Regions from separate parts of the Homo sapiens genome. Here region 1 is linked to region 2. Evidence: read pairs that join two places in POLR2A ChIA-PET (ENCODE). Cell type or tissue: Panc1. All regions are shown on one strand. Each heading gives the region's core, and the rest is flanking DNA. Links, peaks and the distances in the headings are about the cores only. Region 1 overlaps ZBTB16 (zinc finger and BTB domain containing 16). Region 2 holds the start of LOC124902759 (a long non-coding RNA gene).

What was found. Peaks named below come from ENCODE experiments on the same cell type or tissue, not always from the same donor. Only the 100,000 strongest peaks of a DNase experiment are listed, where the experiment ranks them.
Region 1: POLR2A ChIA-PET joins it to region 2 with 15 read pairs; 2 of 35 experiments call an interaction of 5 or more read pairs at or near these places.

What each region holds. Positions count from the first base shown.
Region 1 is chr11:114,163,598-114,171,927 of GRCh38, reverse strand. All of the region lies in intron 3 of ZBTB16 (zinc finger and BTB domain containing 16), which reads right to left. Among named protein-coding and RNA genes, the nearest start is that of ZBTB16, 110 kb to the right of the region's middle. RefSeq lists enhancers at 6,696-7,195, 7,196-7,697. In Panc1, for the core only: no CTCF peak of the experiment used is centred there; no DNase peak of the experiment used is centred there; H3K27me3 peaks cover 913 bases.
Region 2 is chr11:114,007,885-114,016,214 of GRCh38, reverse strand. The region is part of intron 1 of LOC124902760 (a long non-coding RNA gene); the gene reads left to right. It overlaps LOC124902759 (a long non-coding RNA gene), which reads right to left and starts at 858. Exons shown (of 2, transcript XR_007062894.1): 1 at 722-858. In Panc1, for the core only: no CTCF peak of the experiment used is centred there; no DNase peak of the experiment used is centred there; H3K27me3 peaks cover 429 bases.

The DNA.
Region 1 (8,330 bases), core at 278-8,277, 160 kb before region 2:
CAGCAGGCAGAGGCGGAACGCCTCATTAACTTTCCTAGCTAATTTTACAATTTAACCAAACACCACATTTCTGCTTCGATTCAGCCAGCCTCTGACTGTGACAAACTTTTATAATGTTGAGATGGAGGAAGGAAGCAGATAGTCCGTGCCAGAGACTGAGATAAAGTTCTGAAAACTAAAGTGGGAGACGGAGAGTAGGAAAAAAAAATAGCTCTGTGAACTCTATGTATGCTCCCAAAGCAGAATTCTAGGCTGTGCAGGGCTGAGCAGTAGGGAAGAAAGCCACGCCGGCCTTGTGGTGTCAGAAAGATGGAGTACTCCCGTGACAATGACTCTTCCTGTCACCTTGGGGGGCCGGGGGCTATATCGGGAAGCACAGTTACATGCTGTCCTCTGAGGGGCATGATTCAATGCTGATGGGCAGCAGGCCAGAGGTGAGGCAGGCCACCCAGAGGACACGTTCAGCTTGGCAAGGCCCCAGGGCCCCGTCCAAAGGGCACTGAAAGGCCCTTCCCAGCCCACTGAGCCGGCTCCTAGCTCCTGATAGAGATTCTGGATGGGGGTGGAGTTCAGTGGGAGGACTGTATGTCTAGGAATGTTTCCCCATCAAGAATCCTATGGGCTAGAAAAGATCCCCAGGGTTGTCATCACAGTCCTACATACGCTGGTCCACGCTTTGCTCGGACAGGACAGACAGGACCTCATTAGAGACAGAGAGTATCATTCGGCCTCATTATCTATAATCAGACCCTGCTCTTGGTGCATAAATAAGTAATGAAGACAGTGCACTGTGATTCTCTTTGCTCCCGGGTCAGCTTCAAAGGCTGCACCTGTCCCTCTCGAGCCTATACTCCAGAGCTTCTGACTCCAGACCCCAAATCTCAATTAATGCAAAACTGGCCCCCCAGCAGTGCTCTCTCAGATGTGCTGGATTATGTCCATTAGGCCCCAATGAAGGCACTGGGAGATCCGGGATATTCAGGCAAGATAGTAGCCTCCCAAAATATCTGGTCTCTGGGCCTTTATCCCGGGCTCATATTAGCAAAGGCAACTGAGGAAGGAAGACTCCAGCAAATCCAAAGTTTCAGAGAGTTCTGTCTTTACCCGGAGTTACCTTGTTACTGAAAATGACTGTGGTCTTTCATAATTACTCCAACAAAAATGCAGCCGCCAATGAGCTCCCTGTGCTCAATTAGCTTATAATAGTCAGTAAGAGAGCTGCTGAAGTTTAATCCAACTACCCCAGAAGACTTTTTATCCCAACTACCTAATGAAAACTTTAGAATTTGCTTTTTTTTTTTTCCCCTTGTCCCAGGCAAGTGAAAGAATTCCAATCAAAACGGGACTGGTTTGGGGGAAGGAGGAGGGAGTGCGTTAACTACTGGGGAAAAGTCTGGAAGACATGTCTTTGTCAGGTTGAATCCTGGAGAGAGCCAACAAAAGGAGCCCCTGACTACAGAGGTATCCGCCCCTCTCTCCCACTGGCTTCCATCTACGCGGTGAACAAGCTCAGTCTTCACTAAAGGCATACACAGGGGCTTCACCCACGTGGTCCGAGGAGGTGGGCTGGGGCACGTCCTGAGACCGTCCTCGGATGCTTCCTCCATTGGCCCTCCAGGGTGGCCAACTCTGTCCTCAGCCTCACCCAGAGGCAGCCCTCTGACCTGTCTTCTCAACCTAGGCTTTGTGGGGTTCTAGGTACTCGTAACATATTTTTTAGTCCATCAAATCCTATATGAGAAATTTACAATCTTCTGGGTCCGCATCCAATTTTAAGCCTTGCTTTCACATGTGTTTGTTTTATGGATGCCTCAACTTGGAGGGGCCCCCTGAAGTGGCAGCTTTTCATCTTTAATGCAGTGTTTCTCAACCTCCAGGCCAAGGAGGCCCACAGCCATCACAGGGATTGGAGGACTCCCAAGTGCAAGAAACTGGGCTCTAAGTCTCTGCCAGGTGGCTATGGGCGGAGGAGGATGAGGAGGAAAGAGATGCCTGCCTGGATGGTTCTAGCTCACAGAAGTTCTTGCTTCCTCTTGTCCAGAAAGGTAGGCCACTCCCACCACAGCACTCCTTCTGGATACTCCAGCAGCAAAGACCTCATCAAAATCCCATGAACCTCCTTCCCGAAGCTCTCCTCATTCCCCTGGTTCTTAGGAGCTTCTCCCCACTCTAAATGCCTGCAGCACTCAGTCTTTCCTCTTGCGGTCACAATGAGCACACCCAGCCTTGCTCAACGCCTTCTCTTGCCAGGGGGCTCGTGTCACCCTCTCAGCCAGACCACCAGCTTCTTGCAGACAAGGACACTGGCTTCAACCCCTCTGTCCACCCTGCCAAGCTTTGCACACCACTGGCCCTAGGTTCAGTTGCTAACTGATGAATGACTTCACAAACGATTTCCTGCAAAAGAGGGCCACACGTGTGACCCAGAGTAGTCATCGAGGTTTCTCTGCTGCTCAACCTTCACCATCTGGTTCCCATTTGGCTGATGTTTCGCTCCCCAGAGAAAGCTCCAGCATCCCCAGCGCGTGCCTGGGGAAGATGAGGCTGTCAGAGAATGGACACAACCAGCCTCATGTCAAGTGGTCCAGCTTCACTGGACATAATCTGAAAGGTCAGGGAGGCCCAACCTTCCTGATGCATCATACTCCAAGACGCTTGAAGTCTAAGGCGCTAGTAATAGCCCAAGTGGTCACAGCTCTCACATTTCTGGGCTGCAGCACAGGTCGGCTGCCCCTTTCACCCCACCCCAGCATCACAGGGTGCATCTACCAGAAGCAGAGCACCCAGTTGCGTCGCCATGCAGGAGGGACCACAGGCAGCTCTCTCCTCCTACCCCTCCTACTTGGCAGGATAGTGCAAAGGAGGAGTGGGGGGCATGACACAGTCAAGCTCTCCCTGGGTGGGAGGGCCACACACTAACCCACAGACCCTCCTGCAAGGCTCCCAGAACCCTCCTATCCCCAACCCTACAAGGCACTGAGCAGAAGTCATAGCCACAACTCACAACCACTGAACACATGCTCCTCTGGCAGAGCAGGAAGAGGCTAATAAGCCACACCTGCTCCTGGTGGCACAGGTGCAAGGCACACAGGCAGCAGCCAATTACTATGCCACCCTCCCCACCCCCAGGACCCTTGGGCACAGGGCCTTCCTGGTCTCAGCTCCCCAGTTTGAGATTGGTTAGCTCTACAAACAGAGAAGCAGGCATTTAGGCACTCAAACAGCACGAGGCCAGGGCTAGGTATAGCAGCATGCTATACTATAATAGAAAAGCAAGACACAGGGTGGAAGGAGAGAGAAAGAGAGGGAGATTGAAGTCCAGCTCTGCTACTTTCTAGCTTTATGATCTTAGGCAAGTTAACTCTTTACTGTCCTCATCTGCAAAACGGAATCAGCATATCTGTCTTCCAAAGTTGAAGAAAGACTGAGTTCAGATATGCAGAACACATAGCACTGTGCCTGGAACACAGCAAGTTTCAATAAATGTCTTTCTCTCCTTCCTGCAGCCAAACCATGCATCCTGAGCCCTTCACTTCTTCAACAGATATTTCCTGAGAGCCTGCTATGTGTCCCGCTGTGAGGATGCAACAGAGCACACTACTGACAAGGTCCCCGCCTTCCATCCTTGTCTTCTCATCCAGATTGCTGACTCCTGGGGCTGGAGGGAAGCAGGCAGCACCTCAGGTCTGTTCCTTACCATGTGCCCATCCGCATGCCTGCTCACTCACCCATTAGGTTATTTTTCAAATGACTGAGTTATAACCACCATTCAGGTTACTAAGCGAGGTAGTATAGGGGACACAAATAAATCACATGTTCTCAAGAAGCTTACAGTCTAGTAGGCAAAAAAGGCCAAGCAAATAAATAGCTATGTAACAAAGAAGGTGACAGGTGCCATAAGAGGGGATAGATAAATGGCTAAGAGCGATCAGATGGAGGGCGGCCTCTTGTCCTGCCCAGACAGACACATCCTAGGGCTGAGTCGGCTGACTTTTCAAAAGAGAAGAGAAAAAGGAACGCTCGCCGGTCGGGCACCAGGCCTAGCATGGGAAACAGGCAGGACCTATTTAAAACAACTAGAGCCAGGTTAGAGCCTTTTCTGGCAAGTCCCAAAACTCCTGGAGCTGATCAGATAACCAGATAGAACCAATACTGTCAAAATCCTATGGATTTTAAAAAATCATTTAGCTGTTGCCGGGATGATAAAAGAATCTTGCCATTCAAAGGGAAGGTGCAGGCTCAGAGGAAGGAGGGGTCGCTGGGAGAGCAGGAGGGGGCTGGGGAGAAAAGGGAACGCCCTACAAATATAGATCAGGGTTAGGGAGAAAAACCAGACGGCCAAGGACATTTATGCATTGTGGTTGCTTTACTACCTAATTAATTCAGTAATTTCAAAAACAATTTTATTTATGTTCCATTTACCACATCAAAGGTGAAAAAAATCCTACTGATGCTAAAATAATACCTCAAGGCATCTATTTTTAATCAGTTAAAAAAAAAAAAAGCAAGGGGTAGAGGGAGAATTTAAAAAAAAAAAAAAACAAAAAAACTCGCCCTGGTTTCTATACAATCTCTCCTGGGCAGACCACCAACCCTCAGAGAGAGAGAGAGAGAGAGAAAACACAGCCAAGCCCTCTCTGAGAGCCTTCCTGGCTGCTGAAAACCAAGCTTGTCAAAAAAAAAAAAAAAAAAAAACCAAAAAAAAAAAAAACCACAAATCCATAATGGCCCGAGGCTCCTCTCCAATCTATTTTCTGCTCAGCTGGTTTTAAATGAAGTTATTATGAGTCATTAAAACACCCGCAAGCCAGTGGAAGTCAGCCAATTACAATTTTAAATTTAGCCTGTTCTCTGCCCCATTCTCTTGTTTTCTTCCTTTGCCCACAGAATGCTGCTGCTGTTATTTTTTCCCTCCCTTCCTTTACCCAAAGTGAAAGAGACAGTTATGAAAATGCATAGTATTGCACGGAGCACAGAATCATTCATATGAAACTCAAATTATTAGACAAAAAAATGCAAACTTCTGCCCCCTCCAAAGTCAACCCAAGCCTTGCCTCAGCCCACTGGATTCCTCGGAAACTCCAGTCTGAGCCCCAAAGGTCATGGGGCTATTTTTAAAATGAAAAGGTTCTTCAGTGGGGTCTTGTTGAGAAATGTTCACATCCATCACACAAAATCAACATTTTCATGGCTGAATCCAAAAGGTAGAAACACACCACCACCATCTGAGAATTAATAACAAACAATGAAGTTGAAATTCAAAGGTAAAGCAGGCTTTGCAATCAAGCATGAATGTCGGTAGAAGTCACTCGATATGATGAGCTCATTTAGTTTTTAAATCTTCAAGGTAATGGTCTGTGCGGGCCCATTACAGCAAAGGAACAAATTTGAGTATTTCATGTAAATGCTTCTTCTCAATCTCTTTTTGTTCCCATGCTTGGACACACAAACACACACATGCACACATGGTGTTCTGATTAGGACTGTGTCCCCGATTTCTAGGAGACACTGCAGCTTTTCCATACCCTCCAACAAGTGAGTCCCTCTACCCAAAGGACTGTCCAATCCTGCAATCTTCACCAACCTCATTTAATGGATGAGTCTGCAAGCTCCACAGAACAGATGCCCAGATGTCTGCAAACACCTTCCATCACCTCCAGGCCCCCTCTCCCTCATGGTTACACACACACACACACACACACACACACACACACACACACACACACGTAGACCAGTCCTCTGCCCCACGATACTTGCAGTTCTATGCCCCAAGAACGCAGGAGAGCCACAGCCACAGACCTAGGCAGTTGAACACCTGGGAGAGGAGTGAATGCCATGCCATTTCACTGACAGTCACCGAGGGTTAGTGTGGAGGCCAGGATGCTACCAAGAGTGGCTGCCTACCTGGTTGCTCTGGGTGAGCTGGAACTCAGGGTCCATCCCTACCAAGCAACCTCACTGAGAAGAGCATGTGAAATACCATGATGTTTCCAGGCCCATTGCGACCTGCAGCCATTTGCCAAAGGCTTGACCTCTATGGAACATAAACCTGAGGCCTGTGAGCACAGATGTCCCAGGTTCTGAAGGTCCCCAGAGCTGGGCAGATGACACCCTCCTATCCTCAGCCCTGAGCCACCCCACTAAGTAGTTCCAAGTGAGACCCCTCAACAGCAACCTCTCAAGTGGTTCACCCAGGCCTGTTCTCCCGGAAGCCAGTAAAGCTGAAGCTTCAGGCCTCTCCCTGGCACTGACCCCTTTCCTGGGAGAGGCTCTAACACCTGGTATTTATAATCCTTTTCTGAGAGACAGCACCCAAAACTGAGTACGCTTCAGGCCCCACCAAACCCAGATCTGCCCTAGTAGTACAAACACTTTTATAACAGGATATTCATTTATTTGACAGATACTATCAGTGCACAACACTCCTATGTACCAGGCACTTTGCTAGGGCATGAGTATGTGAGGGCAGCTGCTGAGTCCTGCACTCAGGTGCACAGTACTGGCCCAGGAGAGCACAGTACCAGCAAAGTCCAATAAGGGCCTTGTAAAGCCTAACCCTGCTAAACTACTTGCCCATTCTCAACACAACTGGGATTTGGGGGGAACATCCAGGGACCTGGGAAAAGCAGGGGCCAAGCCAGAGAAGCCCCACTCTGGCCCCTGAGAGGCAAGGGACAAGAGCACATGAGATTCTAGGTGCTGGGAGCATTCTAGGGACACTGGCTCAAGAGTCCTCCCCTCTGGGGAGACCTCTGGGCCAGAGTGACATTTTGTTTTCCATTCCAACCACTGCCCAGCTTCCAAGCTAAAAAAAACTTTGAGGTGGTGGGTTAGGACAGGGAGGCAGGGAGGCAGGGAGAGACAGAGACAGAGACAAAGACAGAGAAAGAGAGAGACAGAGAAAAGACCAACGAAGACAGATGGAGACAAAGACAGATGAAGACATAAGAAGGAAGACAGAAAATACACAGGAGTGTCAAGAAAAGGCCGAGGCTGACACAGACACAAAGGACAGGGACAAAGAGATGAAGTGAGATGAAAGCAGATTGGGGAGAAATAGAAGGAGAAGAGAAGAGCTGAAAAATAAATACCTGCCACCACAGAGACCTGGACAAGAGCACTGAAAGTAAGGGCCGCAGTAGCGTGATGGATGCCCAAAGCAGGGTGGGGCCCCTCAGGCACAGCCCTGGATACAGATACCCAGGCCCAGCCTGGTTAGAGGGCTAGGGAATGGGGCTGAGGGCAAGAGAAAGCACGGCCAGGCCTCCTAAGAACGCTTCCGGCAGGGTGTGTGTCTGCGAAGCCAAGGGAAGACGAAAAGGCCCTGGAAATCAGAAATGGCATTGCCATTATCAGGTTGATCCCACGTAAATATCCCTCCCCAATAACCCCATATCTATTCATCCTCAGACAATAACAAGGACCAGCAAGGCAACCCAGAACGTAGGAAGGATGGCAGGAGCAAAGGAGAGGAAAGGGAGACTAGGAGAATAAATGGCAGACAGACAGATGTCCCAGCATCCATCCCTCTAGGGCACCATTCATTTCCTAATAAGACCGTCATCCTCTAGCTGTGCAAAATCATGTGGTGGCATGAGACAGGGTTTGTGTGGAAGAAACCACCCTATGCTGAGATAGAAAAATCATCGAGAGAGGGAGAAGGAAGAAGGTTATTACATAATTTCCACTTTCTTCCCTCCACCCTCAAAGTAATGTTCTATCTGACAGGCTCCTCTCTGAGGGGGGAAAAATGACAAATCCAATCCAAAATTCAACAGCCTGTGTTCTGTTCAGAGAGCACACAGTGTACTGTACAGCCCATAAAACTCCAAACAGCCTCCAGACACTGCCGCAATCGTCCTCCATCAAAACACTTTGTCTTGCATACAAAAATAAGATACAGCGCTGAACAGAATACAAAATCAGCCCATTACAGTACAGGGAGACTGCTACTTAGCAACGAGGGGGCTCTAAAGCCTCGATGCTCTACAGGAAGCAAAATCTGTCGAGCCTGTTGGGCAAACGATAAACATTAGCAGTATTAAAAAACACAAAAGCCATGTAAATGGATAGACATAATGTGGAAACAAATTTATAGAATAAATTGGGATGGGGGATTTGCGGGGTGGGAGGAGATGCTGGGATCCAGAGGGGTAGATGGAACGAGCTTCCCCAACCCCTGCTAAGGCACCATATGGAGACAGAGACATGTGTATTTGGGGGCAGGGACATGTGAACCCCCTCTTCACACAGGGGCTGTAGGTGAAGGGGTGGGAGAGAACTGGTGAAAACACTGTTTAAAACCATGACCTGCAATGAACTTTCCCAAC
Region 2 (8,330 bases), core at 42-8,041:
CAGGAGGATCGCTTGAAACCGGAAGGCGGAGCATGCAGTGAGCCGAGATCGCACCATTGCACTCCAGCCTGGGCAACAAGACTGAAACTCTGTCTCAAAAAAAAAAAAAGTTGAACAGGAGTTAAGAACCAATTAATTTTGAAAGATGAAGGAGAGAGAGAGTCTATGAAAACATCTGGGTTTTAGCTTGAGGAGAATAAGTGAGAGATGGTTGCTTTTACTGTGACAGTGTCAGCTGGCTGTCCCTTCATCTCACCAGTTCATAAGAACAAATGTTAGCACATTCACAGGGAAATATCAATTTTTTTTTTTCCTGAGACAGAGTCCTGTTTTGTCACCCAGGCTGGAGTACAATGGTGTGATCTTGGCTCACTGCCTCCTGGGTTCAAGCAATTTTCCTGCCTCAGTCTCCCAAGTAGCTGGGATTACAGGTGCCTGCCACCACACCTGGCTAATTATTGTATTTTTAGTAGGGACAGGGTTTCATCATGTTGGCCAGGCTGATCTCGAACTCCTGACTGACCTCGAGTGAATCTGCCCACCTCAGCCTCTCAACGTGCTGGGATTACAAGTGTAAGCCACCATGCCCAGCCAAATATCAATTTTATTAGCTCTGATTCCCCACCCAAAGATCCTTGCAAAGATGCTTCCCCAAGAGCTCCTGACATCTTAAAAAGCCTTCACCCACATTCGTGAATCCGTTGTTAATGACTGATCCCACCTTTGCGGAAGGTCCACCATGCCTGCCTTCTCATAGGTGTCAGCAGCCAAGCGTAGCTCTGCCCCAGGTGCAACAGAAGCTGCAGGCAGTGCAGGTGGTGCCACGTGGCTGCCTTCTGGGAGGTTCAGAAGAGGAATGCTTCCTCCCTGCTGGCTAGGAGGCTGTCATAGTGACTGACAGCATAATGGTGGATCTTCAGCTCCACCCTCAGAGCCCAGCGTGCAACCTGCCATCCACTGGGTTCTGAGGGTTCCTCCAAACCATCTGCCTTGCAGTACCTAGATCCCTGCCCTCCTTTGACTGCCAGACACTGTTGTTGGATGTACCTCATCTTGCCAGTCTCCTTTGTGGGGCGTTTTCTCCCAGAGGCTCCAAAGTTCTTATGATTTGTCCTCTGCCAGCTACCCCCACTCTCCCCCCTCCCCCCTTCCAGTGCACCTGATGTGCCTTTCTGTGCCTGGAATCCAGATGGGGATACTTAGAGTCCCTGTCCCCATACACCAACCATCTTCGACCCAAGTGAGTCAGTTCATGTAAACAGATACTTGAAGACCTAAGTATTGTGTAAATCTTGGTGGTGGTTTTTTTGTTGTTGTTTTTTGTTTTTTGGCGTTTTTTTGTTTTGTTTTTTTGTTTTGTTTTGTTTTTTGAGCTGGTGTTTTCTTTGCTTACTCTAGTTCTGGTGGTTTGTTTTATTTTGATTTGGATCTCAGGTGCAGACAGTTGAGTTAAGTGTAGTCCCCAGTTCATGTCACCTCTGGAGAATGTGAGGTCTGTGTAAGATCTCTCATTTCTTTATTCCTTTTCTTTTCATATTTACAGTGACCATATATTTACCCTACCAACAAGAGCACTTTTTAGAAGAAAAGGAGGCAATTTAATGATTATTATGCTGAGGCTGGGCGCAGTGGCTCATGCCTATTATCCCAGTACTTTGGGAGGCCGAGGTGGGTGGATCACCTGAGGTCAGGAGTTCGAGACCAGCCTGACCAATATGGTGAAACCCCGTCTCTACTAAAAATATAAAAATTAGCCGGTTGTGGTGGCATGCAACTGCAGTCCCAGCTACTCAGGAGGCTGAGACAGGAGAATTACTTGAACCCAGGAGGCAGAAGTTGCAATGAGTCGAGGTTGCACCACTGCACTTCAGCCTGGGTGACGAAGCGAGACTCCATCTCAAAAAAAAAAAAAAAAAGTTTCTAATGTTTATTATGCTGGGCTCATAAACTAGGCCTGCTGCTGCAAGTAGAACACACGGGCACCCATTTGTACTGTATGTCTGTTCCTGTGTCTCCTCTAAGAAGCCATTCTATATGGTTTACTTTGTGTGTGTACATTTGCTTTTGTTTTGGTTCTGGTTTTGGTTTTGTTCTTTTGAGACAGGGTCTCACTCTGTCACCCAGGCTGGAGTATAGTGGCGCGATCACGGCTCACTGCAGCCTTGACCTCCCAGGCACAATCCATTCTCCCTCCTCAATATCCTGAGTATCTGGGACCACAGGTGCGTTCCACCATGCCAGGCTATTGTTTTTATTTTTTATAGAGACTAGGTCTTGCTATGTTGCCCAGGCTAGTCTCCAACTTGTGGGCTCAAGTGACCCCACCTTGGCCTCCCAAAGTGTTGATATTATAGGCATAAACCACTATGTCCGGCTGGTTTTGCTTTTATATATTCTTATAAAATGTGTTCTCTGTTTGTTTTTTTTGTTTGTTTGTTCGTGATGGAGCCTCACTCTGTCGCCCAGGTTGGAGTGCAGTGGCATGATCTCGGCTCACTGCAACCTCTGCCTCCTGGGTTCAAGCAATTCTCCTGCCTCAGCCTCCTGAGTAGCTGGAATTATAGAAGTGCCACCACATCTGGGTGATTTTTGTATTTTTAGTAAAGTCAGGGTTTCTTTTTTCTTTTTGTTTGAGATGGAGTCTTGCTCTGTCACCCAGGCTGGAGTTCAATGGCACGATCTCGGCTCACTGCAACCTCTGCCTCCCAGGTTCAAGCAGTTCTTCTACCTCAGCCTCCCAAGTAGCTGGGATTACAGGTACCCGCCACTACGCTTGGCTATTTTTTTTTTTTTTTTTGTATTTTTAGCAGAGATGGGGTTTCACCATGTTGGCCAGCCTGGTTTCAAACTCCTGACCTCAAGTGATCTGCCTGCCTCAGTCTCCCAAAGTGCTAAGATGACAGGCGTGAGCCACCACACCTGGCCAGGGACGCGGTTTCACCATGTTGGCCAGGCTGGTCTCGAACTCCTGACCTCAGATGATCCGCCTACTTCGACCTCCCAAAGGGCTGAGATTACAGGCATGAGCCACCATGCCCGGCTTAGAATGCATTTTTGTCTTAAGGTACATGCATTTTAAATGTACATAAATATTTTGTTATGGCTCTACTGTTGTTTCTTACCTTTTCTGCTAAGCTCTGTTCATGTTCATATCTAATCTGTTGCTTCCAATGGACTCAGAGTACTCCACACTGCAGCCACCACACATACTGATGGATGCACCCACCTGGTGATGGGCACCCGGGTTGTGCAGCCTCGCCCCCCTCACAGGTAATGCCATTGTGATTCTCCTTGTCCAGGGATCCTCCAGGTCTGGAGTAAAAACTGCTTTGGGATCTCAGGAGCCGAACTGCTGGCTTGTCATTTAGATACGTAGTGCCAGACTGCTCTCCAAAATTTGCCTACCTCTTTGTGACTACTGTACAGATTTCAGCTCCAGCCCAGCTGGGACACCCAGGGCAGAGAAGGCTGGAAACAGAAGCCAAGGAGGCACCAGCACTTAGGGATTGAGCAAAAAGAGTGATTATGATGATGGAGACTAAGAAGAGAGGAGTCCTAAAGACAGGGGGAAAATGATGAAAGACTGTAGCGAGACAAGACCGTGTTAACAGGGGTGCGGAGTCAGACACGCATGAGTGGAACCCCAGCTCTGCCACCATCTAGCTATGTGACTCTGAGTTCCTTATCTACACTCAGGCTCACTTTCCTCACGAGTAAACTTGTACATCATGAGTCCCTACTTTGACAGGTTGTAACTCAGCTCTGCATCCAGAACATCATAAACACTCAGTAAATATGAGGTATTATATTCTCTAACAGCTTTTCTTGCAAGCACTGATCAGAGTTTGTGGCTATGTTGTCATTTGTATGATTATTTGATGATTATCTATATCTCTCACTAAGTTACATGCTTCCTCGGGACGGAGATCTTGTCTATTTGCTTACCATTTTACTTCTAGCTCCTAGCACAGTGCCTGGCACAGAGGATACACAGTAGATATTTACGAAATTAGTTGACCGATAAAAGGAGAATACAGGGCCGAGTGCAGTGGCTCACCTGTAATCCCAGCACTTTGGGAGGCCGAGGCCGTCAGATCACCTGAGGTCAGGAGTTCAAGACCAGCCTGACCAACATGGAGAAACCCCGTCTCTACTAAAAATACAAAATTAGCCGGGCATGGTGTCACATGCCTGTAATCCCAGCTACTCGAGAGGCTGAGGCAGGAGAATTGTTTGAACTCAGGAGGTGGAGGTTGTGGCGAGCCGAGATTGCACCATTGCACCCCAGCCTGGGCAACAAGAGCGAAACTCCATCTCGAAAAAAATAAAAATAAAAAGTAGAATACAGAGGATGATTATGGATTGTGGTAAGTGTCATAAGGGAAAAAAGCAGCATGATATGTTAGAGAATAACTGAGAGAGGGGTGGAGGTAGAAAGAACAGTCAGGGAAGACTTCTCTGAGGAGGTGACATGAGCTGGGAGAGGAAGAAAGAAAATGCATCATCCACACAGAGAGTTAAGTCCTTTCAGGCAGAAGGACATCATGTTCAAAGGTCCGAGGCAGGAAAGGGTGTGGCACATCATGGGAAGTCAAGGAGGGATCTTACTGGGAAAGTAATAAAAAGAGTAGAAGCAGGGAGAAGGGTTAAGAGGCTGTTGCAGGTGGAAAATGAGGGTGGTTTGAATTCAGTGTCAAAAAGAAGGGAAGGAGTGGATGGCTTTGGGATGCATTTTGGATATAGCAGACAGGGCATGCTGAATGATCGGGTGTAGTGGTGGAGGAAAATATATAAATCAAGGTTGAACTGGACAGTTTTGTGAGTAGTGTTGCCATTTACTGGGACAGGAAACCTTGAGTAGAAATAAAATTGGTGGTGCGGTGGGGAGCATGGGAATTAAAAGTTCACATTTTAACATACTAAGTGTGAGATGACTATGAGATCACTATAGGGAGATGTTGAATACGTGTTGGATAGATCAATCTGAGACTAAGAAGGAGATGTTCAGATTTGTTTTGAGTCATCAGCATCCGGATGGTGTTTACAGTCATGGGATGGAATTGGATAGGCTCCCAGAGTGATAAAGTGTCAATGGAGATGATAAGAAGGTCCTACACAGAGCCTGGGGCTCTCCAGCCAAGAGAGCCACAAAGGAGACTGAGGGCTCATGGAAGGCAAAAGAGAAAAAGACAGCGGTAAACTGTCAAATCCTGCTGGAAGGTCAAGGGGAGTGGAATAAGGAAAAGGGGAATTGGCGATGTGAAGCCTGCTGGTAAGGTTTTTCAATTGCTTTTAAAAATACAGCCTGGGCAACATAACAAGACCCCATTGCTACAAAAAAAAAATCTAAAATTAGCTAGGTGTGGTGGCACATGCCTGTAGTCCCAGCTACTGGGGAAGCTGAGGCAGGAGGATCACTTGAGCCAAGGAGTTTGGGGCTGCAGTGAGCCATGATTGAGCCACTGCACTCCAGCCTGGATGACAGAGTGAGACCTTGTCTCTTAAAATAAGAAATAATAATGAAAAAAAAACTTAAAAACCCAAGTTTATCAAGAGGCAATTCACATGTCACAAAATTCATCAATTTAAAGTGTACAGTAGGCCAGGCCCAACAGCTTATGCCTGTAATCCCAGTGCTTTGGAAGGCTGAGGCAAGAGGATCCCTTGAGGCCAGGAGTTCAAGACCAGCCTGGGCAATATAGTGAGACCCCAGTCTCTATAAAAAGTTTTTAAAAATTAACCAGGAATGGTGGTGAACCCTGTAGTCCCAGCTACTCAAGGAGGCTGAGGCAGGAGGATCCCTTGAGCCCAGGAGGCTGAGGCTACAGGGAGCTGTGATTGAGCCACTGCCCTCCAGCCTAGGCAACAAAACAAGACCCTTTCTCAAAAAAAAAAGTGTACAGTAACAGCAGTTTTTAGTATAATAACAGAGCTGTGCAACCATTATCCCAATCTAATTTTGCAACATTTTCATCACCCTAAAAAGAAACCTCATACTTATTAGCAGTCATTCCCCTTTCTCCTCCTCACAACTCTCCTTAATCCCAGTTCCAGGCAGCCACGAATCTACTTTCTGCCTCTGTAGATTTGCCTATTCTAGATATTTCATATAAAAGAATTATATAATATGTGGCCTTTAGTATCAGACATTTTTCACTGAGTAGAATGTTTTCAAGGATCCGTGTTGTAGCATGTATCAATATTTCATTCTTTTTATGACTAACATTTCATTGTATGGATATTGCAAATTTTATTTATTCATGCATCAGTTGTTGGAAATTTGGGTTGTTTCCACTTTTTGGCTATTATGAATAATTCTGCTATGAACATTGGCATACAAATTTATCTATGGACATATGTTTTCATTTCTCTTGGGTATATACCTAGAGTTGAATTGCTAAGTCATATGGTAGGTCTATGTTTAACATTTTAAGAAACTGCCAAATTGTTTTCCAAAGTAGCTGCACTTAGTCAGGTGCTGGAGCTCATACCACCTGTAATCCCTGCACTTTGGGAGGCCGAGGCTGGTGGATCGCCTGAGGTCAGGAGTTCAAGATAAGCCTGGCCAACATGGTGAAACCTCATCTCTACGAAAAATACAAAAATTAGCCAGGCATGATGGTGTGCGCCTGTAATCCCAGCTACTTCGGAGTCTGAGGCAAGAGAATCACTTGAACCCAGAGGCAGAGATTGCAGTGAGCCGAGATAGTGCCACTGCACTCCAGCCTGGGTGACAGAGCAAGACTCCGTCTCAAAACAAACAAACAAAAAACAATGTCACTGCACCCTTTTTATACCCCCAACAGCCATGTATAAGAGTTCCAATTTCTGTATATCCTCACCATTGCTTGTTATTGTCTGCCTTTTTTATTTGAACCATCCTCATAGATATGAAAAAAATATGTCATTGTGGCTTTGATTGGCATTTCCCTAATGACTGCTGATGTTGAACATCTTTTCATGTGCTTATCGGCCATTTGTATATAGCCACTGGTAAATTTGACAAAGACAGATTCACGGAGTGATGGGTGTTGAGGCCAGACTAAGTTAAAGAAAGAATTGAAAGTGAAGAAGTGGGAAAGGCAAATTAAAAGCTATTTCAAATTTCCCTTTGGAGCAGTTTCAAGGGAGATTTCTTTGTTTTGTGTTTTCTTAGTGATAGGAGACACTAGAATCTGTTGGTTTGTAAGGATGATGCAGTAGACATGGCTGTTCAGGAGGCTGAGGCAGGAGAATTCCTTGAGTCCAGGAGGTCGAGGCTGCAGTGAACCATGGTTGAGCCACTGCCCACCAGCCTGGGCAACAGAGTGAGATCCTCAAAAAAAAAAAAAAAATGTGGGCCAGGGATGGTGGTTCACACCTGAAAACCTAGCACTTTGGGAGGCTGAGGCAGGCGGATCACTTGATCCCAGGAGTTCGAGACCAGCCTGGGCAACATGGCGATGATGCAGAGGAAAGGGGAGATAATTGCAGGGCAGAGTCCTTGAGAAGGCAATAAGGGTGGGGCTCAGAGCACCAGAGGTGGGGGTGCCTTCAAAAGAATCCCCCTTCCGGCATTTTAGCCTGTGAGAATCTGGGTGAAGGAGCTGGTCAGCCTGTGGATTTGGTGGCGGGAAGAGGAAGAGGTTCCTTTGCAATGGCGCCTATTTTCTCTATAGGAGTAAAGGATGAGGTCATCTAACCACGAAGCAAAGTGAGACTGGTGTGGAAAGTTTGAAAAAAAGAGGGGAAATAATAAAAGAATTATTTGGAGAGTGAGAAATACTTCAAAGTGAAGTGTAGGTTTGCCAATGCATGTTTAGTGTCCACTGTGGTTTGAGGCTGTGAATTTATAGTAAATCCAGTCACCTCAGTTTGATTTTCTCCAAGAACATTCAACTACTCAGATGTGGGAGCAGAGAACGTGGCTAAATGGACTCAATCAGGTTGTGGCTTTGTGAGGTAAATACAATAGAAAGGGATCCTCCCAGCCAGAGAGTTGAGGATATGTGTAAAGCAGGCATTAGGATCAGAATCAAGGGCGGTGGTTCTCAGGGTGTGATTCCTGACAGCAGCATAATCACCCAGGCACTTGTTAAATATGTAACATGGTGTCGGGGGGCTCACCCCTGAACTACATGAGAGGACTACGGAGGAGACTGTGTCCTCAGAGGACAGACATGAGTATATTGCGGAGCTAACTGGTTATAGATTGGAAGCTCCAGAGGAGATGTGAAAGCATTTGGGGGATCTGGGAAATGGGTCAGCTTAGAAGATATAATCAGGAGTTTGGAGACAAGTGATCCATTGGACCAGTGATCTAATAGGTGGTCTAAAAGGCTTGGACTTCT